Regions from separate parts of the Homo sapiens genome. Here all the other regions are linked to region 3. A link is a loop called in an ENCODE intact Hi-C map of the cell type or tissue named here. Cell type or tissue: Calu3. All regions are shown on one strand. Region 1 overlaps ERBB2 (erb-b2 receptor tyrosine kinase 2). Region 2 overlaps ERBB2 (erb-b2 receptor tyrosine kinase 2). Region 3 holds the start of STARD3 (StAR related lipid transfer domain containing 3).

Evidence for each region. A loop is a pair of places that touch in the nucleus more often than their neighbours do. Peaks named below come from ENCODE experiments on the same cell type or tissue, not always from the same donor. Only the 100,000 strongest peaks of a DNase experiment are listed, where the experiment ranks them.
Region 1: it touches region 3 in a loop (2.9-fold over the local background); 10 of 110 quality-filtered maps call a loop at or near these places.
Region 2: a loop joins it to region 3, with 2.0 times the contacts of the local background. A loop is called at or near these places in 5 of 110 quality-filtered maps.

Annotation. Positions count from the first base shown.
Region 1 is chr17:39,713,211-39,721,210 of GRCh38, forward strand. ERBB2 (erb-b2 receptor tyrosine kinase 2) reads left to right here. Exons shown (of 27, transcript NM_004448.4): 10 at 2,076-2,149; 11 at 2,236-2,326; 12 at 2,530-2,729; 13 at 3,091-3,223; 14 at 3,305-3,395; 15 at 4,110-4,270; 16 at 6,577-6,624. Among named protein-coding and RNA genes, the nearest start is that of MIR4728, 9.3 kb to the right of the region's middle. In Calu3, no CTCF peak of the experiment used is centred here; DNase peaks (open chromatin) are centred at 2,678, 3,284, 3,392, 4,031 and 5 weaker places.
Region 2 is chr17:39,701,275-39,709,274 of GRCh38, forward strand. ERBB2 (erb-b2 receptor tyrosine kinase 2) reads left to right here. Exons shown (of 27, transcript NM_004448.4): 2 at 5,716-5,867; 3 at 7,047-7,260. Among named protein-coding and RNA genes, the nearest start is that of ERBB2, 5.2 kb to the left of the region's middle. RefSeq lists enhancers at 1-273, 274-773, 3,520-4,392. In Calu3, no CTCF peak of the experiment used is centred here; DNase peaks (open chromatin) are centred at 497, 4,687, 5,357, 5,890 and 9 weaker places.
Region 3 is chr17:39,629,334-39,637,333 of GRCh38, forward strand. PPP1R1B (protein phosphatase 1 regulatory inhibitor subunit 1B) reads left to right here. Exons shown (of 7, transcript NM_032192.4): 3 at 207-229; 4 at 639-714; 5 at 4,550-4,753; 6 at 6,274-6,393; 7 at 6,483-7,291. The coding sequence ends at 6,532. STARD3 (StAR related lipid transfer domain containing 3) reads left to right here and starts at 7,811. Exons shown (of 15, transcript NM_006804.4): 1 at 7,811-7,898. LOC124903998 (a long non-coding RNA gene) reads right to left here and starts at 7,957. Exons shown (of 2, transcript XR_007065749.1): 1 at 7,658-7,957; 2 at 5,305-5,693. RefSeq lists enhancers at 2,029-2,948, 2,949-3,868, 5,956-6,579 and a silencer at 7,753-7,822. In Calu3, no CTCF peak of the experiment used is centred here; DNase peaks (open chromatin) are centred at 213, 733, 4,618, 6,209 and 5 weaker places.

The sequences.
Region 1 (8,000 bases), 84 kb after region 3:
CTGCCTCCTGGATTCAAGCAATTCTCCTGCCTCAGTCTCCTGAGTAGCTGGGACTACAGGTGTGTGCCACCATGCCCAGCTAATTTTTGTATTTTTAATAGAGATGGGGTTTCACCATGTTGGCAAGGATGGTCTCGATCTCTTGACGTCGTGATCCGCCCACCTCAGCCTCCCAAAGTGCTGGGATTACAGGCATGAGCCACCACACCCGGTGCATTTTATTGTATATAAGTTATACTTCAATAAGAAATGAATTGGGGCCAGGCACGGTGGCTCACGCCTGTAATCCCAGCACTTTGGGAGGCCGAGGCAGGCAGATCACTTGAGGTCAGGAGTTCAAGACCAGCCTGGCCAACATGGTGAAACCCCATCTCTACTAAAAAATATAAAAAATTAGCCAGGCTTCCTGGCATGCGCCTATCATCCCAGCTACTTGGGAGGCTGAGGCAGGAGAATTGCATGAACTCGGGAGGTGGAGGTTGTAGTGAGCTGAGATTTCGCTATTGCACTCCAGCCTGGGCGACAGAGTGAGACCCTGTCTCAAAAAGAAAAAAAAAAAAAAGGGTCAGGCGCCGTGGTGCACACCTGTAATCCCAGCACTTTGGGAGGCTGAAGCAGGAAGATTGCTTGAGCCCAGGAATTCAAGAACAGCGTGGGCAACATAGTGAGATCCCATCTCTACAAAAAAACACAAAAAATTAGCCGGGCATGGTGGTACGCACCTGTAGTCTCAGCTACTAGGGAGACTGAGGTGGGAGAATCACCTGAGCCTGGGAGGTGGAGGTTGCAGTGGGTTGAAATCATGTCACTGTACTCCAGCCTGGGTGACAGAATGAGACCCTGTCTCAAAAAAAAAAAAAAAAAAAAAATTCCCTTTCACACTTCCTTTACCTCCACTCCCCTTTCCAGAGGGGGCCATGGTTAACAGTGTGTGTGTTCACCTAGACCGTTTATGCATCTGTAGACACACACACAGTGAAGTGTGGTTTTCGTCGTTTTGGTGGGGAGGTTGGTTTCTGTAAATGGGAACATATAGGGAGCACTGTCTGCACCTTGCTTTGAGAGCCGGTCATGACAGTTCCCATTGAACTGCCTTGTTCTTTCAATAGCTGCAGAGCAGGTGGCGGCAAGGAGAGGCAGCTAAGAGCCCAGACTTGGGAGCCAGACTGCCTGGGTTTGAAACCCGGCTCTACCACTTACTAGGCATGTGACCCTTGTGCTGTGCCTCAGTTTCTTCATCTGTAAAGTGGGGGCAAGAACAGTCCCAACTTCATAAGATGGTTATACCACCATGCCTGGCCAGATGATTATAAAGTTTGAATGAGTTAATATTTGTAAAGCTCTTAGAACAGTGCCTGGCAGATACTAGGTGCTCCTAAATGTTGGTTTTTATTATGTGGCTGGGTGGCTCGGGGTTTTATTTAACAGCTCCCCTATTTACTAATAGACATTTAGATCATGTTCCATTTTCACTCTTACAAACAGTTCCACTTTGTGTGTGGCTCTGGGAACATGGGCCAGTGTCTCCCTAGGCCACATTCCTAGAAATAAGATTTCTTTTCTTTTTTTTTTTTTTTTGAGACAGAGTCTCGCTTTATCGCCAGGCTGGTGTGCAGTAGTGTGATCTCGGCTCACTGCAACCTCTGCCTCCCGGGTTCAAGTGATTCTCCTGCCTCAGCCTCTCGAGTAACTGGGACTATAGGCGCGCGGCACCACACCCAGCTAATTTTTGTATTTGTAGTAGAGATGGGGTTTCACCATGTTGGCCAGGATGGTCTCCATCTCTTGACTTCGTGATCCGCCCGCCTCGGCCTCCCAAAGTGCTGGGATTACAGGCGTGAGCCACTGAGCCCAGGCAGAAATAAGATTTCTAGATCAAAGGATATAAATACTGTTTTGATAGATGTTGCCGAACTAAGGCCTGGGCTTTGAAGCCCAGGATGGGAACAGCTGGGCTCGATGGGCAAAGGGTTTGAGTGAAGGCATTCATGGTGGGGAGTGGCTGGCATGGCCAGTGCTGGGAGTGATGTCCACCCTGTTCCTGGCCCTGCTGACTCCTCTCCTGACCCCTCCAGGGACCCAGCCTCCAACACTGCCCCGCTCCAGCCAGAGCAGCTCCAAGTGTTTGAGACTCTGGAAGAGATCACAGGTGGGCTCTGTCTCTGCATCCTGTTCTGCAGGGGCTGGGAGTCCTTGTCCTGTCCCCACTCCTTTAATCTCACCCTCTGCCTGCAGGTTACCTATACATCTCAGCATGGCCGGACAGCCTGCCTGACCTCAGCGTCTTCCAGAACCTGCAAGTAATCCGGGGACGAATTCTGCACAAGTGAGCACTGAGAAAGAGGGGGCCTGATGGGGAGGAGTCCCAGGGAGGAGTCCCTGTGGGAAGCTTTGGGCCTGAGGGAGTACTCCTGTAGCAGTAACCTTTCCATGAAAGTCTGCAGAGTGTGCTGGGGATGGAGGAAGATGAGAATAGCCTTTGCTGACCGGGAAGGGGTCCGTGGTAAGGTGCCCACCTTTCTCCCATAGTGGCGCCTACTCGCTGACCCTGCAAGGGCTGGGCATCAGCTGGCTGGGGCTGCGCTCACTGAGGGAACTGGGCAGTGGACTGGCCCTCATCCACCATAACACCCACCTCTGCTTCGTGCACACGGTGCCCTGGGACCAGCTCTTTCGGAACCCGCACCAAGCTCTGCTCCACACTGCCAACCGGCCAGAGGACGAGTGTGGTAAGACAGGGAGCCCAGTGTGCGCACTCCCCATCTGCCAGCACACAGCAGTGCCCAGGGGGCCCTGGCAGCAGCGTTCTTGGACTTGTGCAGACTGCCCGTCTCTGTGCACCCTTCTTGACTCAGCACAGCTCTGGCTGGCTTGGCCTCTTGGCATGGCTTCTCTAGCTGGGTCCTACCTGCCTTGGCATCCTTCCCTCCCCCTCTGTTTCTGAAATCTCAGAACTCTTCCTCTCCCTACATCGGCCCCACCTGTCCCCACCCCTCCAGCCCACAGCCATGCCCACAGCCAGTTCCCTGGTTCACTTGGACCTGGGGCCTCCCCTAAAAGTCCCCTGCGGTCCCTTCCTCCTCACTGCAGTGGGCGAGGGCCTGGCCTGCCACCAGCTGTGCGCCCGAGGGCACTGCTGGGGTCCAGGGCCCACCCAGTGTGTCAACTGCAGCCAGTTCCTTCGGGGCCAGGAGTGCGTGGAGGAATGCCGAGTACTGCAGGGGTATGAGGGGCGGAGGAGAGGGTGGCTGGAGGGGTGCATGGGGCTCCTCTCAGACCCCCTCACCACTGTCCCTTCTCTCAGGCTCCCCAGGGAGTATGTGAATGCCAGGCACTGTTTGCCGTGCCACCCTGAGTGTCAGCCCCAGAATGGCTCAGTGACCTGTTTTGGACCGGTGAGCTGCTGGCGGGCTCAGAGCTGGGTGGAGGGGGGCAGCGAGGGGGATTGCCAGGGACTTGGCAGGATGGCGAGATGCAGTAGGGTGTGCTATCTGGTAAAATATCCCTGGAGAGGGCTCAGCGCTCAGACCTGAACAGCAACAGAGTGGCAGAAAAGGGGCCTGGGGGACACTGGGGCCCTTCAGACTATGAAAAGGTTCTAAGGAGGTCTGTGTTGGTGGCTGTGACTGTGGCTGTGCTAGGGTGGTGAGCCCTGTGGGCTCAGGCGTCAGACTACCTGGATTCAGACCCAGCTCCTGCTTCCAACCTTGGTTTTTTATTCCTAAAATGGGTATTGTAATAATACCTACCTTGCTGGGGTGTGGCAAGAATGAAATTAAACAGGGCTTGGCACAGTGAAGCACGGGAAAGGCTTTCTACAGAGCAGTGACTGTTGTTACTCGCTGTTACACCTTAGGTAATGCGTTTTCCTCTCTGGGTGCCTCCCATTTTCTGGCTCAAGTCCCTGCCCAGGATCAAGCTTGGAGGAGGGCCCCGAGGGAGGGGCCACAGAGACTGGGTGAAGAGCAAGGGTGTTTGTCCCAGGAGCATGGCGAAAATTGCTGCTGGGTGGCCTTGGGAAGCACAAAGGGGACCCAACTAAGGGCCTGATCCTACTGCCCTGGGGGTGTCAGTGCCAGCCCCCCACAAATCTTTTCTGCCCCCCCCAGGAGGCTGACCAGTGTGTGGCCTGTGCCCACTATAAGGACCCTCCCTTCTGCGTGGCCCGCTGCCCCAGCGGTGTGAAACCTGACCTCTCCTACATGCCCATCTGGAAGTTTCCAGATGAGGAGGGCGCATGCCAGCCTTGCCCCATCAACTGCACCCACTCGTGAGTCCAACGGTCTTTTCTGCAGAAAGGAGGACTTTCCTTTCAGGGGTCTTTCTGGGGCTCTTACTATAAAAGGGGACCAACTCTCCCTTTGTCATATCTTGTTTCTGATGACAAAAATAACACATTGTTAAAATTGTAAAATTAAAACATGAAATATAAATTAATGCCCTAGCAGTTCTATCCCCACTGTTAATAATTTGAAATATTTTTCCTCTAGTTATTTTTGTCTGTGCACATTCTAATATGTATATATAAGTTAACATATATTAATATTATTCTCCAGTTATTTTTATCTGTGCACATTTTAACACACACACACACACACACACACACACACATATGTATTTTTAGACGGAGTTTCACTCTGTCGCCCAGGCTGGAGTGCAGTAGTACAATCTTGGCTCACTGCAGCCTCCACCTCCTGGGTTTAAGCAATTCTCCTGCTTCCGCCTCCTGAGTAGCTGGGATTACGGGAACGTGCTACCTTGCCTGGCTAATTTTTGTATTTTTAGTACATAGGATTTCACCATGTTGGCCAGGCTGGTCTCGAACCCCTGACCTCAGGTGATCTGCCAGCCTCGGTCCCCCAAAGTGTTGGGATTACAGCGGTGAGCCACCATGCCCAGTCATATATTTCTTTTTAACAAATAGAATCATAGATCATACATATTGTTTGCAAATTGCTTTTTCTCACTTTCCAGAACCTTGAAATGTTTTTCCATGTTCTAACATGGTGATCTACCTTATTCTTTTAATTTTTCTTATTTAGTTGTCTTTACACATGAAACACATGAATACATCCTTGTGATAAACATTTTCAGTAACATAAAAGTATAAATGTTACAAAGCCAACGTGCCCTTTCACTCAACTCCCTGTCCACCCAGTCTCTCCTGTCTGCTGGGAGAACCACCGCATTGACTTGTGTGTTCACCCTTCCAGGCTCTTTTCTGCACACTTATATAGACATACTACATTTATATTAGGTCGAGTCAAATAAGATTGCTGTTTGTGTAAACCAAAAAGTGTCAAGAGCCTGGGCGCAGTGACTCACACCTGTAATCCCAGCACTTTGGGAGGCTGAGGCAGGCAGATCACTTGAGATCAGGAGTTCGAGACCAATCTGGCCAACATAGCGAGACCCCGTCTCTACTAAAAATACAAAAACTAGCCAGGTGTGGTGATGCTGTTCTGCACTTTGCTTTCCCCCCGACTTGAGGTATCCTTTCTTGTGAGTACAGACGGATCTACCACCTTTATTTTTTTTTTAATTACTCAACCTGTAACATGGATGTAATTTCACTTTGTTTTTGAGGGATATTGAGCTTGTTTCCCTGTTTTTGCAGTTTATTGCAATTGAGCTCCACACACAAGTGAGCCCTCTTTTGTATGCCCCCTAGTGGGAATACAGTGCTGGCAATGTTTATCACAAGGATATATTCATGCATTTCAATTTAAAGACAACTAAATGAGAAAAATTAAAAGAATATGGATCCAGGCTGGGCATGGTGGCTCACGCCTGTAATCCCAGCACTTTGGGAGGCCGAGGCAGGCAGATCACCTGAGGTCAGGAGTTCAAGACCAGCCTGGCCAACATGGCAAAACCCCGTCTCTACTAAAAATACAAAAATTAGCCAGGCGTGGTGGTGGGCGCCTGTAATCCCAGCTATTTGAGAGGTTGAGACAGGAGAATTGCTTGAACCTGGGCAGCGGAGGTTGCAGTGAGACGAGATTGCACCAGTGCACTCCAACCTGGGCAACACAGTGCAACTCCTTCTCAAGAAAAAAAAGAAAAAAAAAAAGAATATGGGTCCAGATCCATATGGATCCTAGATCCAGATCACGGTGTTAGAACATGGAAAAACATTGCAAGATTCTGCTAAGTGAAAAAAGCATTTGCAAACAGTATGTACAGTCTATATTCAGAGGAGGAACTGCTGGGTCATAGATGATATTTCATAGGTATTGCCAAACCGTTCTCTGGAGAAGTGGTATGGGTTTACCCTGGGATTCTTCTATGGAGGGAATAGTTGAGCTCCCGGGCTTGCTCTTCTGGGTGCCCCTCCCCGCTTCCTATCCACCACAAGGAGCTGCAGGGGAGCGGGGCATGCCGGTTCCTTGGCTGGAGAAGGAGTCTCCTTGTGAGGTGGTAGAAGGAGCACTGACGGCCTTGAGCCCAGTTTCTGCCTTTGTCAAATGGGGATAATGACCCAGCCACACCCCTCCCAGGGTTGTTGTGAGGCTGGAAAGGTGGTTCCCAAGAGGGTGGTTCCCAGAATTGTTGATGAGACTGTTTCTCCTGCAGCTGTGTGGACCTGGATGACAAGGGCTGCCCCGCCGAGCAGAGAGCCAGGTTGGCCTGGACCCCAGGATGTACCCTTCATTGCCCTTCACTCCCCCACTGGATGCTGGGTGGTCACTGCTGTAGGGAGGGGACCCCCTGACATATGTCCCTTCCCACCCACTCTTCCACTGTGGAACCTCCTGTCATTTTCCACTTCACCAAGTGACAGAGGACCTGCTCAGATGCTGAGGGGAGGGGACTGCAAGGAAAGATGGCTAGGAAACCCAGTCCCTCCACACCCTAGAGTAACTTGATGCCTTGTGAGGGACACAGGCAAAGTTCAATTCCTTGGAAGTCAAGGGAGACTGAGAAGAGTACAGCTGCAGCACTGAGGGAGTGATGAATTCTTAACTGGGGATGGTGGGAGGCTTCGAGTGGGAGGTGGCATTTGAGCTAGGCTTTGAGAGAGGAGCAGGTATTGCACTTGCATTTAGGTAGAAAGCATTGGGGTGCAAGGTGACACTGGAGGGGGAGGCATCAGGAAATCCAGGATGTCTTCAAAGTTCTGGTGTCGGGGGCTGTTGAGTAAGCACAGGAATAAGGGGGTCAAGTTAGAGTCAGGGTGGGGTCTGACCTGGATGCCATAGGACCTGATCCCCAAGCCACAGGGTGGGACTTGACTGGGCAGTGGGGACCTTTGGAAAGGACTTTGGGGAGAAAAACAGACTGGAGTCTGTCTTAGGCGATCATCGGTCCGTGAAATGAGCATGTGTTACAGGCTTGGTATGTACCAGACCCTGTGCTAAGCAAGGGGGTATGGAGAGGAGAGGGTGACAAGAATATTGGATCAACACCCGGGAGCTCCATCTATCCCAGGATGCACTATCTTTTTTTTATTTTTTTGAGACGGAGTCTCACTCTGCCTGCAGGCTGGAGTGCAGTGGCTCCATCTCGGTTCACTGCAACCTCTGCCTCCTGGGTTCAAGCGCTTCTTGTGCCTCAGCCTCCCAAGTAGCTGGGATTACAGGCACATGCCACCACACCCAGCTAATTTTTGTATTTTTAGTAGAGACGGGGTTTCACCATGTTGGCCAGGATGGTCTCGATCTCTTGACCTCAAGATCCGCCCACCTTGGCCTCCCAAAGTGCTGGGATTACAGACATGAGCCACCGTGCCCAGCCAGATACGCTATCTTTTTATTGAGTGATTGAGACAGGGTCTTGCTCTCTTGTCCAGTCTTGAATGTGGTGGTGTAATCACAGGCTCACTGCAGCCTTGACCTCCTGGGCTCAAGTTACCCTTCTGCAGTAGCTGGGACTATAGGAGCGTGCCACCACGCCTGGGTAATTTAAAAAATTTTTTTTGTATAGACAGGGTCTCACTATGTTGCCCGAGCTGGTCTCAAACTCGTGGGCTCAAGTGATCCTCCAGTTTTGGCCTCCCA
Region 2 (8,000 bases), 72 kb after region 3:
CTCCTTTAATCCTAGAACACCCCTATAGTGGAAGTTCTGCCAGCATTCTGGACTGAGTAGCAGTCCAGAGGTTGAGTAGCAGCTAGTAAGTGGTGGGGTCAAGATGGGACCCCAGGCAGTGCGACCCCCAACCATGCATTCGAAATCGCTATATGGATGAGTGCACCTGGAGCAATGAGGGACACTGCTCCCTGAGTCACTGGGCTGCAGGGGAGACAAAATGAAAGTGTTCTGGGAGTCGTGGGTGGTCTCCATAGGTCAGAGGGTCTGGGGAGGGAGTGGGTGTCATCGTGGCTGTGTGTTGCCCGAGGGGCCCTCTGTGAGTGAGTGCATGGCCGTGTTATCTCTGCAGGTCTACGCCAGGGTGTTCCTCAGTTGTGTGGTCTTTGTATTTGTGTGTCTGGGCTTTGTGTTGCCAAACAGCAGTCTCTCTGCTGACTTGGGGACACAGGCTGAACTCTGTCCTCTGCAGGAACTCCCTTAAGGTGCTGGGCCAGATCTGCCATAAACAGAGGGAGGTAGCCTTCTATGGCCACGCCTTCTTGCTGAGGAAGAAGGTTCCTCTCTTCCAGGGAGTACATCCTTGCCCTCCCTGTTTCCCAGACAAGCATCTTCACCTCTCATCTTCTGATGAGAAGGGTGAGGCCATACTGAGCTGTCAGGCTGAGCTGCTGCCCTTCCTCACCTTGGGCTGGGAGTTGATCAGGGAATGGCAGTTGCTGCAGAGCTGGATTTGAGGGCTGGGTTCTCTGGATGGGGCCTCCTCATGTCCTCACCCCTCAACCTGCACTATTGATTGTGTTGTGCAGGAGTTAGTTAAAAAGTCATTGCACAGCCTGGGCAACAAGGCAAAACTCTGTACAAAAAATACAAAAATTAGTTGGATGTGATTACACGTGCCTGTAGTCCCAGCTACTCCGGAGGCTGAGGCAGGAGGATCACCTGAGCCCAGGAAGTTGAGGCTTGCAGTGAGCTGTGATTGCAAATGCTCTCCAGCCTGGGTGACAGTGTGAGACTCCGTTTCAGAAAAAAAGTATACCACCCAGCTGCCTCCAGCACCCAGATTTTACCCAAGGGGTGAGGTCTGGGGCAGGAATGTGGGGGAAGGGGAGGCCTAGGGGGAGCCCCAGAGGGGTCAGGATTTTTCTGAAATCCTTTCTTAGAGGTATGGGTTTTACAAATTGCAGCAAATACATCCTTTTAATCTTGCAGAACTCCTTCATATTTTAATTCCAGTATGATTCTTCCAACAGCCTCCTCTCTTTACTATACTTGGGGAAAGTACTCATTTTATTTGTCAAGAAAAAAACAATTGAAAAGATAGGGATCAAATGTAAAAAGAAAAAATACGTGGCATTCCAAAGTCAAACACAAAGCATGTTTAATTTTCTCGTGGTTTGGGATTACCCATATTCCTGCTGTATGAACCTGTCTTGTCTTAACTTTTAAGAAATGTACGGTGTACTTCCTATATGCTAGGTTTTTATCCATGCTTTCATTTAATCTCTGTGACAGTCCTGTGAAGTAGGTGCACAGATGAGAAAATGGAAGTTCAGAGAAATGAAGCAACTTATCCAAGGCTCCCAGCTACCCAGTAATGTCCAGGGAATTTTTGGACTCTGAAGAGGAGGCATTAAGAGGTGGTTAGAGTCTTATTCCAGCCAACAATAATGGGTTGAACAAAGCCTTAGGGGCAGGCAGGTGGCCAGATGGGAGGAGAAGCGCTCCTCTTGTTCAGGCGAATGACCTTTCCATCCACTTCTCTAGGCTGTAGAAAGTGGAGCTGAGCTGGGGGCCCTGAGGTTCCCTCTTGACTTCAGAGTCCTCTCCCTTCCTGTCCAGCCAATGCCTGTCTTCCTTTTGGGCCCTACCAGCATGACAGGGGGCTGCGGGCAGGAGGGGACAGAGGCCACGTTGACACACAGGGCTGTGGGTGAGAGAGACAGCTGAAGTGTCAGCGTGAGGGGCCAGTGTGGGGCTGCGGCTGGGAGGGCTGGGGTGGGGCCCAGGGTAGTTGTGCCTGTCCTTGGGTGATGGAATGATCTGGAAAGAGATTCCTTCCCTGCCCTCCACCTGTGAGAAGCCCCTCTAGAGTGACATCTCCATCTTATGTTTGGCCACCCATCCTCCCCCTGGGAAGAGAGCCGAGGTGGGGTAAGGGATGTGTACTCTTTCAAGGAGTGGGAGAATTATTCTAGCGAATGTTTGTGTTGTCCCAGTTCTGTTTACAAAGCCTCGTCATGTTTACAGATGGCTGCGCAATTCATTACCTCATTTAACTCTCATGTACCTCCTCTGAGGGAGTAAGAGCTGTTACAGCCAAGTTTAGGTCAGTAAATATTCACCAAGTTGCAGGTACTGCAGGGCATAGAGATGAATCCGATTTAGCTTCTGCCCTGGAGGTCTGGGAACTTGCTCAAGATCACTCAGTGAGCAGCTGAGCTAGGGTTCTCAACTAAAGACCCTGGGCCCAGGCCCTGGTCTGATGTCAGGCCTGATACACCAGGTGTTTGTGGTCGGGGAATCCCAGTGTCACTTGAATGGGCTGTGACATTATGGGTCTGGGAGAGCTGAGCTTTGGGGACACAGGTCATTTTACTGTAGTATTCATGGAAACCAAGGGAAGTATTGGCTTTTCTGCTGTGAGCAAGAGGAGCAGCTGGGGCTGCAAGCTGGTGGGGAGGAGAGAACCCACCTGAGAGAAACCTCAGGACTGGGGTCAAGTCCTGACCACCAGAGTCCAGAGAGACATGAAGGACTGTGACCAGCTCTGAGCAGAGAGATGGATTCCATGACCTCAACTGGTCCCTTTTGTTCGGAGACTCGTGACTGGACTTCATTCATCCACTCATTCATTCATTCACTCAGCAGACACTTATCTAGCGCTCCCTGTGGCTGGTCCTGCCTCATACTGTCTTTGCTCTGGAGAATTGGAGGTTGGGGTTCCTGAGGGGCAGGGTCCTGGAGACAAGGACACTCCTGGGTAGAATTAGGACCTACCCCCCAGGAAATCAACGGGGACCAGGTGCCGTGGCTCACACCTGTAATCCCAGCACTTTGGGAGGCCGAGACGGGCGGATCACAAGGTCAGCAGTTCAGGACCAGCCTGGCCAACATGGTGAAACCCGCCTCAACTAAAAATACAAAAATTAGCCAGGTGTGGTGTCAGGCACCCGTAATCCCAGCTACTGAGGAGGCTGAGGCAGGAGAATTGCTTGAACCCGGGAGGCAGAGGTTGCAGTGAGCCGAGATTGCGCCACTGCACTCCAGCCTGGCGACAGGGCGAGACTCCATCTCAAAAAAAGAAAACCAATGGGACAGGGCAGATATGGGGACAATGGTAAGGAGATGGGAGAGTGGGAGGGAGGTGTCAGGAAGACCTTCTTGACTTCATGTAGGCTGGTGGGGGTGTTAGCCAGCAAGCCTCCAGTTCCCTGGGAACCGTTCTCAGGGTACCAATTTTACCACCTGTCTGCAAACACTTTAAGATTCTTAATCAGACTCAAATTGGCCACAAATCAGGTAAACAAACTCACTAGTGGGGTGGGGCTACCACCCGTTCTGACCCTCCAGCCCAACCCAGCCCAGCCACCCTGCCCTCCGTAGAGCCTGTGGTGTTTATCGGTGGCATTGGGAGAATTAGTGTGTATTTATGTTGGCGTGGGGTGTGGGGTGGATTTGTGTGTGTGCAGTTAGGCCTAGTGGAAGGAATGTGGGATCTGAAGGCAGGCCAGCCTGAGTTCCAGTCCTGCCTGTTGCTCACAAGCTTTATGAGGCGAGAGCTAACCCCTGCCAGCCTCAGTTGTCTTCTTTGCAAGATGGAGGTTGCAGCCCCAGTCTCTGGAGCATGTTATGCAGATCCACCGAGAGTGCCTGCCAGGCACACAGTAGGTGCTCAGCTCAGTTACTGTGGCGGCCCCCACTCCCCATTGTTGTTGTTTTCCTATTGCCTGGCGGCCACAGCTGGTATCCCTTGAAAAGGGCTACAGGGGGTGGAGTCGGACCCTGCCCCAGCCCTGTGGAGACCCTGGGCTTGGGCCAGGGCCTGGGGTCTGGGCCTGCAGACAGCTGTGTCTATAAAGCAGCTGAAGGGCTGAGGCCGGGGGAGGTCCTGGCAGCAGGGCGTTATTTTGGGCCTGGCCTGCCACCCCCAGCTCCTGTTTCTCTTGGGAGTCTGTTGGGGGAGGAAGTGTGGGGAAGAGGAGGGGGTGCAAGTGGGTGAGGCATGGAGTGGGGAGGCCTCCCTCAGGGACATGGACCCTTGAGTTCTATTTCTGTTCCTCCCTCCTGTTCCTCCCTCTTTGTCCTTATCTGCCTAGAGAGGTGGGAATAGAGGCCATTCTGAGTATCACTAGGAGACCACCAGTTTGTGGCCACTGGCCACTGGCCCAGGCAGGGAACCTGGGGGCTTGCCCTACCAGCCTCTCCCAGCAATCTGAAGGCAGGGGGTACCTCGTATTACCCCCTAGGATTTGACCTTAGGCTCCAACTTGCTGGGAGAGCAGTGCCTCTGGTGTCAGACCCCAAGCCAGCCCTTGTGCTGTCCCTGAATCTGCATGTAGCCTGTGGGAGGCGGAGCAGTGACCGGCAGGAATTCTGGGCAGCTCAGGCACCTGTGGGCCTGAGGGTGCCCTCTGCCCCCACCCTTCCGATCTCCTGGGCAAGACACGCCAGGTGATTCATCTCACCAGAGCAGAAAAACAAGTTCAACTGGGCACTTTAATCTCCCCTCACTGGCAGGCCTGGTGTGAGCTGCTACCCCGGCGCCCCTCACCAGGGGTGCTTTACCTCCTCTAGTATTCCTGACCTTAGTGGGCATTTCTGGTCTCAGGGATACCAGGCTGGGGTCCAAGTGGGCCAGGTGTGGCAGTTCAGCCCTATGCCCCATGGCTGATGGCTCGCGCTGGGCAGGTATGCAGGGCTGACGTAGTGCCTTTGTGGCAGCAGTTTCGTGGCACACATTCTGCCAGCTGGTTCTGGAGTCTTGCCCTGAGGAGGTGGCCAGGGTGAGGGTGCCAGCGCAGGAACCTTTGGCGCATGCTTCACCCTGGCCTGGGATCTGCAGCCTGGGTCCAGATGCCCACAACTGGAATCTGACGCTCCTTTTCTCTTCATGGGGGACTCCCAGAGGTCTCTGCAATGACCAGAGCCCCGGTTGTCCCATGCCTCAGCTGCAACTCCAGCTGACCCTCCTTCCCCACTCTCTGGGTGGCATTACGGGGGTGTGGATCCCTTGCCAAGAGGTTGGCATGTGGGTGTGCTGGAATGGCATAGGGAGAATGCACCGAGTTTGTTTGCTTGGGAGAGGGGCAGGGGGTATCCAGAAGATTCATGATTCGTCATCGCCTCTCTTGGGGGATTTTTACCCCTTTGCCCTGAGTTGTGCCTTTGGGACAAAGGAAGCCTTTCTTTGCCAGCCAACACCCTGTACTGGCGGGCGAGCTCCCCAGGGCTGGCACGCTGGGGCAGCCTCTGAATGCACAGGGTGGGCCTAGTCAGAAGAAGCCTTTCCCCTGAAATCCCTCTACTTCCCAAGCACGCAAGCTTTCTCCTGCTGTTAAACCTGCAGTGTGCAAGGGACATGGGCGGAGGGGTCCTTCAGTCAGGCTTCTCCCTGTCTGAGGTGGCATGACTTGGAGTGAGTTTGGATGGGGTGGCCAGGTCTGAGAAGGTCCCCCGCCAGTGTCCTCTGACCCATCTGCTCTCTCCTGCCAGTGTGCACCGGCACAGACATGAAGCTGCGGCTCCCTGCCAGTCCCGAGACCCACCTGGACATGCTCCGCCACCTCTACCAGGGCTGCCAGGTGGTGCAGGGAAACCTGGAACTCACCTACCTGCCCACCAATGCCAGCCTGTCCTTCCTGCAGGTGAGGCCCGTGGGCAACCCAGCCAGGCCCTGCCTCCAGCTGGGCTGAGCCCTCTGTTTACAGGTGGGTGGCAGAAGAAGGTGCCCTGCCCTTCTGTTTCCTCTCTTGTTGTGGTTTCTCAACCAGGAAGTCCTTTCTAACATCTAACCCCCATTCATTTTACTGCAGAATCAGTTGACTCTCTCTATAACGTGGCTGGCCGAGGTCATGTCTGGATGGGATGCGTCTGTGTTTCCGCTAAATCTTGTGCTCTCTTGCCAGCATGATCATGTCCCCTGTCCACCTGCTCCAGCCACTATCCCTCTCCCACTTACAGCAGAAGAAAGGGCTGGTGAGAAAGGTGGATTACAGGCCCACTTCTGCCACTGACGAGCCCTATGAATGTGGCCTACACCCCCTTAGCTTCACTGGGTCTCAGTTTCCCTATCTGTATATTGGGAGCAGTTGTGAAGCTCAGAAGAGAAATGTCTGTGAAAAGGTTATGAACAGGAGGGAGAGTGGAAACCAACCTGCTGGATCGTGTCCACAGACCCTGGAATGGGGCCACATGCTTGGTTTGTCAAATTGCAGACGCCGGCCGGGTGCGATGGCTCATGCCTGTAATCCCAGCACTTTGGGAGGCCGAGGCGGACAGATCACTTGAGGTCGGGAGTTCGAGACCAGCCTGACCAACATGGAGAAACCCCGTCTCTACTGAAAATACAAAATTAGCCAGGCATGGTGGCACATGCCTATAATCCCAGCTACTTGGGAAGGCTGAGGCAGGAGAATCACTTGAACCTGGGAGACGGAGGTTGTGGTGAGCCTAGATCGTGCCATTGTACTCCAGCCTGGGCAACAAGAGTGAAACTCCGTCTCAAAAAAAAAAAATTTGCAGACGCCATCCCATCCAGGCCTTTGCTTTCACTGATGAAGAAACTGAGATACAGAGAGGGCAGGGCACCTGTTCGGAGTTTATGAAATGCCCCCCCACCATTATCTTTCTTGATCATATAAGAATCTGGTGAGGCAAGGTAGGGCGTGATCTTTATCTCTATTTTATCGTTTTATTTAAGCGGGAACAGGACTGCTCAGTGGCTGGGGGCCTTGCCCAAGATCTCCAAGTACTGGGGAACCCCAGGGAGGCCCTGGGGGGTGGCAGTGTTCCTATTTCAGCCCCACTCTGCTTCCCCCTCCCAGGATATCCAGGAGGTGCAGGGCTACGTGCTCATCGCTCACAACCAAGTGAGGCAGGTCCCACTGCAGAGGCTGCGGATTGTGCGAGGCACCCAGCTCTTTGAGGACAACTATGCCCTGGCCGTGCTAGACAATGGAGACCCGCTGAACAATACCACCCCTGTCACAGGGGCCTCCCCAGGAGGCCTGCGGGAGCTGCAGCTTCGAAGCCTCACAGGTGGCCTTCACCGTCATTGAAACCTTCTCTTGGTTATTCAGAGCTGACCAGGGCCACTGCTAACCAGGGGGAGGCTTTGTGTGCATTAGAAATGGTGTCCCTTCTGGGCAGACGCAGGCAGAGCCCGGGAAGACGCCCTCAGAAGATTGGAAAAAGATTCCCCTTCTTCCTGGGAAGTTGTAGCTTGCGTCAGCACATATAATTCAATCGTGAGAATGCAGGCTGGGTTTTTGCCCCCACTTGGCTGAGTGAAGTGTACAGTGAACAACCTATGTAACTATTTGCTGGCCCTGGAGCCGACTCTGCCCCAGAGTCTGGGTGCCAGGTGCTTTGCCCGCATGGCCCATTTCAGTCACGCTGCAGTCCTGTCAGGAAAAAATCAGTGTTATTCTCATTCTACATATGAGAAAACTGAGGCTTGCAGATATAAGGGCCAAAAGTTACACAGCTAGTGAGTGATGGGGCTGAGTTTCAGACTCCACAGTCTCTTAACCACCAAGCAGCATGCCCAGAGTAGAGGTGAGAAGGAAGGAGAGAGCTGCGGTCCACATGAGCATCTGGACCTAGCATGGACAACTCACTCCTCCCTGGCTCTCGCTTTGTTCTTGTTGCGGGTGTGGTGGTGGTGGGACTCAAAGACGGTAAAGATAGCTTTCTCTCCTCCCTGGGGAATCTGGGGGTTGTTTAAAAGGCCTGCTCCTCTTTTAGAAGGCAGGAGGGCCCCAAGGGAAGCAGAAGGT
Region 3 (8,000 bases):
GGGAGTGGATAAGGTCTGGGAACCCAACTCTATTGGCTTTATTTATTGACATGACACCTCCCAGCCGCAGGAGGGAGAGGGCACACTTTCCCTGTCCCCAGAGATTGAGACCCTGGGGAAAATAACTCGGATTCTTTCTCTCTCTCCCTCTTCTCTTTTCCTCCTCGCTTGGTTCTGGTTCGGTTGGCTTTGGTGGCCTTCCTCAGAGGAGGAAGCCTCCCCCCACCAGGTGAGTTTCCTGGGGCAGCTGGAAGGAGGGATGCCTGGGCCCCTTGGGGTGGGGTGGACGGGTGCCTGCAGTGACAACCAACCAGTATGGGGTGCCACCCAAGAGGACACATTAGCATATCAATGGGCAGTCCTCTGAGAGTGCCTCATGCCAGGGTGCCACCAGCAGATCCTCCTCTGCTCAGACTCAGGGTGGAACCTCCTGGACCTAGAGTCCTGCCCTGAACCAGGCCATGGCTTATGGGGGGCCCCCCCTAAAGCCACAGGGTGGGGAGGCTCAGCCTAGGTGCAGGACCCATTAGCAGTGGCTAAATCAGTCTGCTTGGGTGGCCATGGGTGGGATGGAATGGAGGGATGGTGAAGGCAAGGGCCTCTGCTGAGCCCCTTTAACCTGGCACTTCCCCTGGCAGAGAGCCTCAGGAGAGGGGCACCATCTCAAGTCGAAGAGACCCAACCCCTGTGCCTACACACCACCTTCGCTGAAAGGTACTATACCCCCACCGACCTTCCTGGCTGTCCGCCTGATCCCTGGAACTGGGCAGACGCTAGGGGAGCTTTTGTCAGTGGGGAGGGATTGTTTCGCCACACATAGCCCGCTGTCAGCGTGGCGCAACAACCCAACGTAAAGACCAATTTTTTCTCAGTCTGGCCTTGCAAAACACAGGAGTCCCGAGGCTGCAATGGGCAGCTATGGGCCTTAACATCGGGTTGTGGGCTTGAAAGAAAAGAGATGGCTGGCCTAAGACAACCAGCAGGCATCCGCGTGGAAGGGACTCCACCTGCAGCTCCTCTTCACCAGCCTGTGGTGGACCACCTCCCACCCCTGCTCATCCAGGGCGCCTTCTCCTGTGGGCTTCACCCCTGGCCTCCCCTCCCATTTGCATCCCATTTGCACAGATCTGCACACTGGTCTCCTCTTTCCTGCTTCCCTTTCTCCATGGAAAAGCAAGCCATTCCTTTTGCACACTTACTCAACACCTAGTATATGCCAGGCCAAGTTGGTGGGCATTGGGCAGAATAAGATGAGTCAGATTTGGTCCCTGCCCCCTTGGGGCTCTTTGCCTCAAAGGGTCAGGGAGGGGCCAAGTAAGGTGGCTCACACCTGAAATCCCAGCACTTTGGGAGGCCAAGGCGGGAGGACTGCTTGAGCCTAGGAGTTCGAGACCAGCTTGGGCAATACAGTGAGACCCCCATCTCTATGAAAAATTTACAAAGTGAGCTAAGCGGGCCGGGCGCAGTGACTCACGCCTGTAATCCCAGCACTTTGGGAGGCCGAGGCGGGCAGATCACCTGAGGTCAGGAGTTTGAGACCAGCCTGACCAACATGGAGAAATCCTGTCTCTATTAAAAATACAAAATTAGCCAGGCGTGGTAGCGCATGCCTGTCATCTCAGCTACTCAGGAGGCTGAGGCAGGAGAATCACTTGAACCCGGGAGGCAGAGGTTGTGGTGAGCTGAGATCGCACCATTGCACTCCAGTCTGGGCAAAAAGAGCAAAACTCTGTCTCAAGAAAAAAAAAAAAGTGAGCTAAGCATAGAGGTGCACACCTATAGTCCCAGATACTTGGGAGGCTAAGGCACAAGGATTGCTTGAGCCCAGAAGTTTGAGGCTGCAGTGAGCTATGATCGCACCACTGTGCTCCAGTCTGGGCTACAGAGTGAGAGCCTGTCTCGGGAAAAAATAAAAAAAGAAAAGGGTCAAGGAAGGTACACAAAGATGTTTAAGCTTGGATTTGAAGGATCATAGGAATTTAACAGGCAGGCAAGGGCATCCCAGGTCCAAGAAGAGGGAAGAAGGTGTGCAAAGAGAAAGAGATGCGAGTCAGAGGGGGACTTCTGGGCCAACCTGGAGGAGGCTTCGTTTCTAGTCAGGGAGCTGGGGAGATATACCTGAAGGACATAGGAGGGCCTCTTCCTGACTAAGCCCTGTTGCCTACCAACCCCCCACCTCAACTCCTGCCTGGGGCTCTTCCTGCCCGGCCAGCCCCCTCCGCTCCTGCGGAGGTTGGGAGGGAGAGCTACCGGAAGAGTATGCTGGGAAGTGGTTCGGGGGAGGGTTTAATAAGTTCCCAGCACCAGCCAAGGTCAACAGGTATACCTGTCAGCCCACTTGCCAGGGTTGGGAACAGAGAGGAGAGGCTGGGAAGGGAGGAGAGAAGGGAAGGGGTTATTTTGCTTTCCCCAGGACAGGAAAATGAAGGGTCAGAGCTGCAGCAAGTGGGCAGTGTGGCTCAGCACCTGGAAGGACCTCCCCACCTAGAGGGGTGTGTGGAAGGGCCCCAAAGCAGGCATGAGGGACAGAGTGTCATCTTCTCAGGAGAGAATTTAAGAAATCCCTCTCCCTCCCACCTTGGGCTGGGTAGGGAGAGGCTGGGTGGATGTGAGGGGAAGACCTGGCTCTTGACTGCAAGCATGGGCGAACAGGCCAGGATGAAGATGTTAGGGCCAGGGTGCTACCATGCACCGTGCAGTGGTCAAAATTGTGCACCCCCTCAACTGCCCCTTTAGGCCACATCTTAGGAGAGTCCAGGTGAGTAGAGGCAGGGAAGAGGAAAGGGATCAGGAGAGGGGTGGCCAGTCTGGGGCAAGGCTGGGGACCTTCCAACTGAAGAAGGAAGACTTGTGGTGGGGGGAGTTTGGGGCCCCACAGAGTGGGGCAGAGAAGGAGACAGCCTGGAAGGAGTGATGGGGAGACCCCAGAGAGCCCAGGAGGCATGAGGGAGGTGGGGGAAGCGAGGGAGGCTCACGGGGCACCAGCGCAAGCACCGCACACACCTTCTGTTGTCACTGTGGCTCACGAAGTGAACTCTCCTCCCCCGCTGGGGGAGAAGGAAGCTGCCTGGGCTGCCACCTGCTCTCCTGCCTTACCTCCCCCCACAGCCCTCATGGATCCTTCTCTACCAGGAGGGCACTGTTTTGTAGGCTTCAGTCCTTTTGTGGGCAAGGGAAGGTGCCCGGCAGGGTTGGGGCTTGTCAGGGAAGAATCGAGGGCCCTAGAGAGAGGGGCACAGCACTAAGTCTTAGCTTGAGGGGTTGTGCTCCAAGGCTGGAGCTCTCACACTTGGCTCAAGATGAAGCTCTGCCGCGTCCCCAAGGTCAGGGTAGGGTGATTTATTGTGCTTTTATTGCCTGGATAGCTTGCCCAGAGCCAGCAGGAGGTACTGGGCTGGGAGCTGGGGGCTGGGTGGGGCAGCGGGCACATACAAAGCACCCTCTGTGCCTGTCCCCGAGTTGGCAGGAGCATAGCACCCTGCTCACTGTGCCGGAGGTTTCCAGCCTGGCCCTACCCCTCTGGGCCTTCTGAGGGGAGGGGCCACTGGCAGACCAAGAAGGAACTGCAGCAACTCCCCATTCCCCACCCCCAGCCCCTCCTCAGCATCTTGTCTGTGGCCTGTGAACTTTGTGTCGCATATGTTCTAAGATCCTGCCAGCTCCTGCAGCCTCTCCTCAGTGGCCCCTCAACCTCTGCCATCCCCCAGAACCCCTGGCCTTGGCCCCTTTCTCTAACCCCTTGCTCCTTTCCATCTTTTGGAAACTTGTCTCCAGCTGCCCACACTGTTCCCTTCCCAGCCCTATCTGAGCAGGTCTTTGGAGGCTGGGGGGGTTGCTTTCTAGGTCACCGCAGAGGGAGCTGGGAACCTGGGGATGTGGGTCAAGATTGTGGGGGCCGCATCTGAGCATGCCGCATCCCCCGGCACAGACTGCACTGGCTGCAGACTATTATGTCCTCAGCCTCGGAATTGTTCTGTCCCTTGGAGCCCGGGGCAGGAGTATGTGGATTGGCATCTATGACTGGGCAGTGCCAGGGAGTGGGGACTATGCATCGCATGGGAGGTAGGATCAGGGTAAGCAGTGAGCCCTCAGCAGGCTGGGCACCCCCAAGAAATGGAAAGTGGCAAATCCCCAGGCCCTGGTTCCTACGCCCTGTGCCTTCTGCCTGGGCTTGAAGCTGGGAGACACTGTCTCCCGTACTGGGTACTTGGAAAATCAAGCTCTCCAGCCAGGGAATGTTAAGCTGCTGCTGTGCCCGCCTGGTCTTGCCCAGCCTAGTGCCCTATGGTGTGGGGGAGCTGCCTGGGGGCTAGCATCTTAGGACAGCTTAAGAGCCAAACATGATCAAATCTACCCCTGGCTGCCTCTGCCCTGGTCTGACACCCATCAGGCTGACCTGTCAACTTTGGCCTTTGAACTTGGGCCCCTGAGGGGGTATTCTCTGCCCCAGGCCTACGGGAAGGAGGCTGGGGGCTAGGCCACAGGCTATCTCCAGATCCATGGGCTGTGTCTAGCTGACCCTTGCTTTCCTCGGTCTCCTCTGTGCCAGCTGTGCAGCGCATTGCTGAGTCTCACCTGCAGTCTATCAGCAATTTGAATGAGAACCAGGCCTCAGAGGAGGAGGATGAGCTGGGGGAGCTTCGGGAGCTGGGTTATCCAAGAGAGGAAGATGAGGAGGAAGAGGAGGATGATGAAGAAGAGGAAGAAGAAGAGGACAGCCAGGCTGAAGTCCTGAAGGTCATCAGGCAGTCTGGTAAGCTGAGGGGCCTGTGACATGTGGATTAGCTGTGGGTCCTCCTTGAGTATACGAGGACGTCCCCTTCTAGTTCAGTGTCTCATACACGCAAACTGTAGTGACACCACAGGGGCCTCCCTGTCTTCTCGCTCCATGGGGTGCCCCGAACTCAGCCCTACCTGAGACATGGGTTTCCTCCATCCTTGGCTCAGTCCCTCTCCCAATCAGGTTTTCCCTAATAATTCCTCTCTTCCCTGAGAATTAAGGCCAAGGCCGTTTGGGGTTTGAGGCTAGAGCCAAAAGAGGACTTCCCACCTATGGCAGTAAGGGGGCGTGAGGACATTCAGGGATGGAGGACCAGGAGAGTCCAACACCCCTGTCACCTGCATTTCACCTACATTTTTGAACCTAGGATGTGGTCTCTGCTGGGGTGCAGAGGGCTGCCTCATTTACTTGCCCTCTCCAGGACTGTTGTCTGTTTCTCCTCTTTTTCCTTCCTAGGATGGAGTGGGAGGGTGCCCTCTAGTGTTTAGATGTAGAATTTAAAATTCAAGAACCAGCCCGGCCCATTAACCTTTTTAGTCTCATTATTTATGGGAATACTGAAGAGTCAACCACCCCTACTAGAAGCTGTCAGCTCTTCCACACAAACAAAAGGCCTTGGGCCTCCTGCCTGCATATCTGGCAGTGAAGAGATTGGCCATGGGGGCAAAAGCTGTTGCTGGGCTTCAGTCCCTTTGTGGGCAAGAGACAGCTGGAAGACCTGAATCAGTCCTCACTGAGACCCCTCCAAAACAGTGGAAGAGGGGTGAGAGGAGACTGTTCCCTCAGGAAAAGCAGCAGGTGGCTGGGTGCGGTGGCTCATGCCTGTAATTCCAGCACTTTGGGATGCCAAGGCTAGCGGATCACTTGAGGTCTGGAGTTCAAGACCAGTCCAGCCAACATGGTGAAACCCCATCTGTAATAAAAATACAAAAATTAGCCAGGCACAGTGGCACACACCTGTAATCCCAGCTGCTTGGGAGGCTGAGGCAGAAGAATCCCCTGAACCTGGGAGGTGGAAGTTGCAGTGAGCTGAGATCGCACCACTGCACTCCAGCCTGGGCAACAGAGTGAGACTCCATCTCAAAAACAAAAACAAAAAACCAAAACAAAACAACAAAAAAAAACAAACAAACAAAAAATGCAGAAGGGCACCGGGTCAAATGATAGTCCTATGATGGAGCAATATAAACCACCACGACTCCTAGTGGCTCCTGGGTGCTGGCGCTGGGCTGGGCAGGGTATTCACTATTACATCTTGTTTAAGGTAATCTACACAATTTCCCCCTTTCTATTTCCTTCAGAAAGGTACTAACTGACTTACGTAAGCCATATGGCTAGTTGCTGGGAGAGCTGTTCTAGCCCAGTTCTCTCTCCATGCTTCCATGATGCCCCTGGAAAGCTTAACCTCAGCCATCAGACACTTAGCTCACACTCCAGGACAGCCGGATGGATACGCAGAGCCTGTGTTCTTATCTCTTCTTTCCCATCCCCAGCTGGGCAAAAGACAACCTGTGGCCAGGGTCTGGAAGGGCCCTGGGAGCGCCCACCCCCTCTGGATGAGTCCGAGAGAGATGGAGGCTCTGAGGACCAAGTGGAAGACCCAGCACTAAGTGGTAAGGCTTGGGAGTGTGAAATGGGGAGGAGGGGCTGGGATCTTGGTGGGTGGGGCCAGGCCCTGAGTCCCTCTCTGCTTGCCTTTCAGAGCCTGGGGAGGAACCTCAGCGCCCTTCCCCCTCTGAGCCTGGCACATAGGCACCCAGCCTGCATCTCCCAGGAGGAAGTGGAGGGGACATCGCTGTTCCCCAGAAACCCACTCTATCCTCACCCTGTTTTGTGCTCTTCCCCTCGCCTGCTAGGGCTGCGGCTTCTGACTTCTAGAAGACTAAGGCTGGTCTGTGTTTGCTTGTTTGCCCACCTTTGGCTGATACCCAGAGAACCTGGGCACTTGCTGCCTGATGCCCACCCCTGCCAGTCATTCCTCCATTCACCCAGCGGGAGGTGGGATGTGAGACAGCCCACATTGGAAAATCCAGAAAACCGGGAACAGGGATTTGCCCTTCACAATTCTACTCCCCAGATCCTCTCCCCTGGACACAGGAGACCCACAGGGCAGGACCCTAAGATCTGGGGAAAGGAGGTCCTGAGAACCTTGAGGTACCCTTAGATCCTTTTCTACCCACTTTCCTATGGAGGATTCCAAGTCACCACTTCTCTCACCGGCTTCTACCAGGGTCCAGGACTAAGGCGTTTTTCTCCATAGCCTCAACATTTTGGGAATCTTCCCTTAATCACCCTTGCTCCTCCTGGGTGCCTGGAAGATGGACTGGCAGAGACCTCTTTGTTGCGTTTTGTGCTTTGATGCCAGGAATGCCGCCTAGTTTATGTCCCCGGTGGGGCACACAGCGGGGGGCGCCAGGTTTTCCTTGTCCCCCAGCTGCTCTGCCCCTTTCCCCTTCTTCCCTGACTCCAGGCCTGAACCCCTCCCGTGCTGTAATAAATCTTTGTAAATAACTGCTGAGACTCCTCTTTCAGGGGAAGCAGGAGGAAAAGGGAGGTAATGGGGCGTCCTGATAGGGAAGGCCGGTGGTCAACCAAGGGTTAGGGTTTTGACCCTACTGTCCAATCCTCTAGTCTAGGAGTCTTTCTGGCAGACAGCAGGCTCGGGGCACTCAGAGGAAGAACTACAGAAGTTCTAGCTGCTGCTTGGGATGGCTGAAGGAGGCAGGTGGGGTGGGGAAGTCCTTCTCGAATAACTGGATTCCTCCAAAGATTTCCCCATCCCCACAGGACTCCCCTCGGGAAATTCCCCTTTTTCCCTCAGTGCCAGGCCTGTGTGGCCTAATAACGACGGCCCTGGTCTTCTTCCCACTCCCCTACCCTTAGGTAGGCCCTTAGACTCCGGCCTTTGAGTCCGCTTCTGCGCAGGGCCGGGGCTGGAGGCGGGGCGAAGGGGCGGGGCCGCAGGCGAACGCAAGTCCCGCTTCGCTCTCGGGGGCGGACTCAGCGGCGGAAGTGGCGCTGCCGGAAGATCTTCTTCCGCTCTGAGGCGCTACTGAGGCCGCGGAGCCGGACTGCGGTTGGGGCGGGAAGAGCCGGGGCCGTGGCTGACATGGAGCAGGTGGGTCCCGGAGCGGTCGCTGGGAGCGGGTGGCGTGCGAGGGCCGTCTTCCGCCGGTCGAACCCGCTTCGCCGCCCGCTGTCCGTGCTGGGTTCCGTCCGA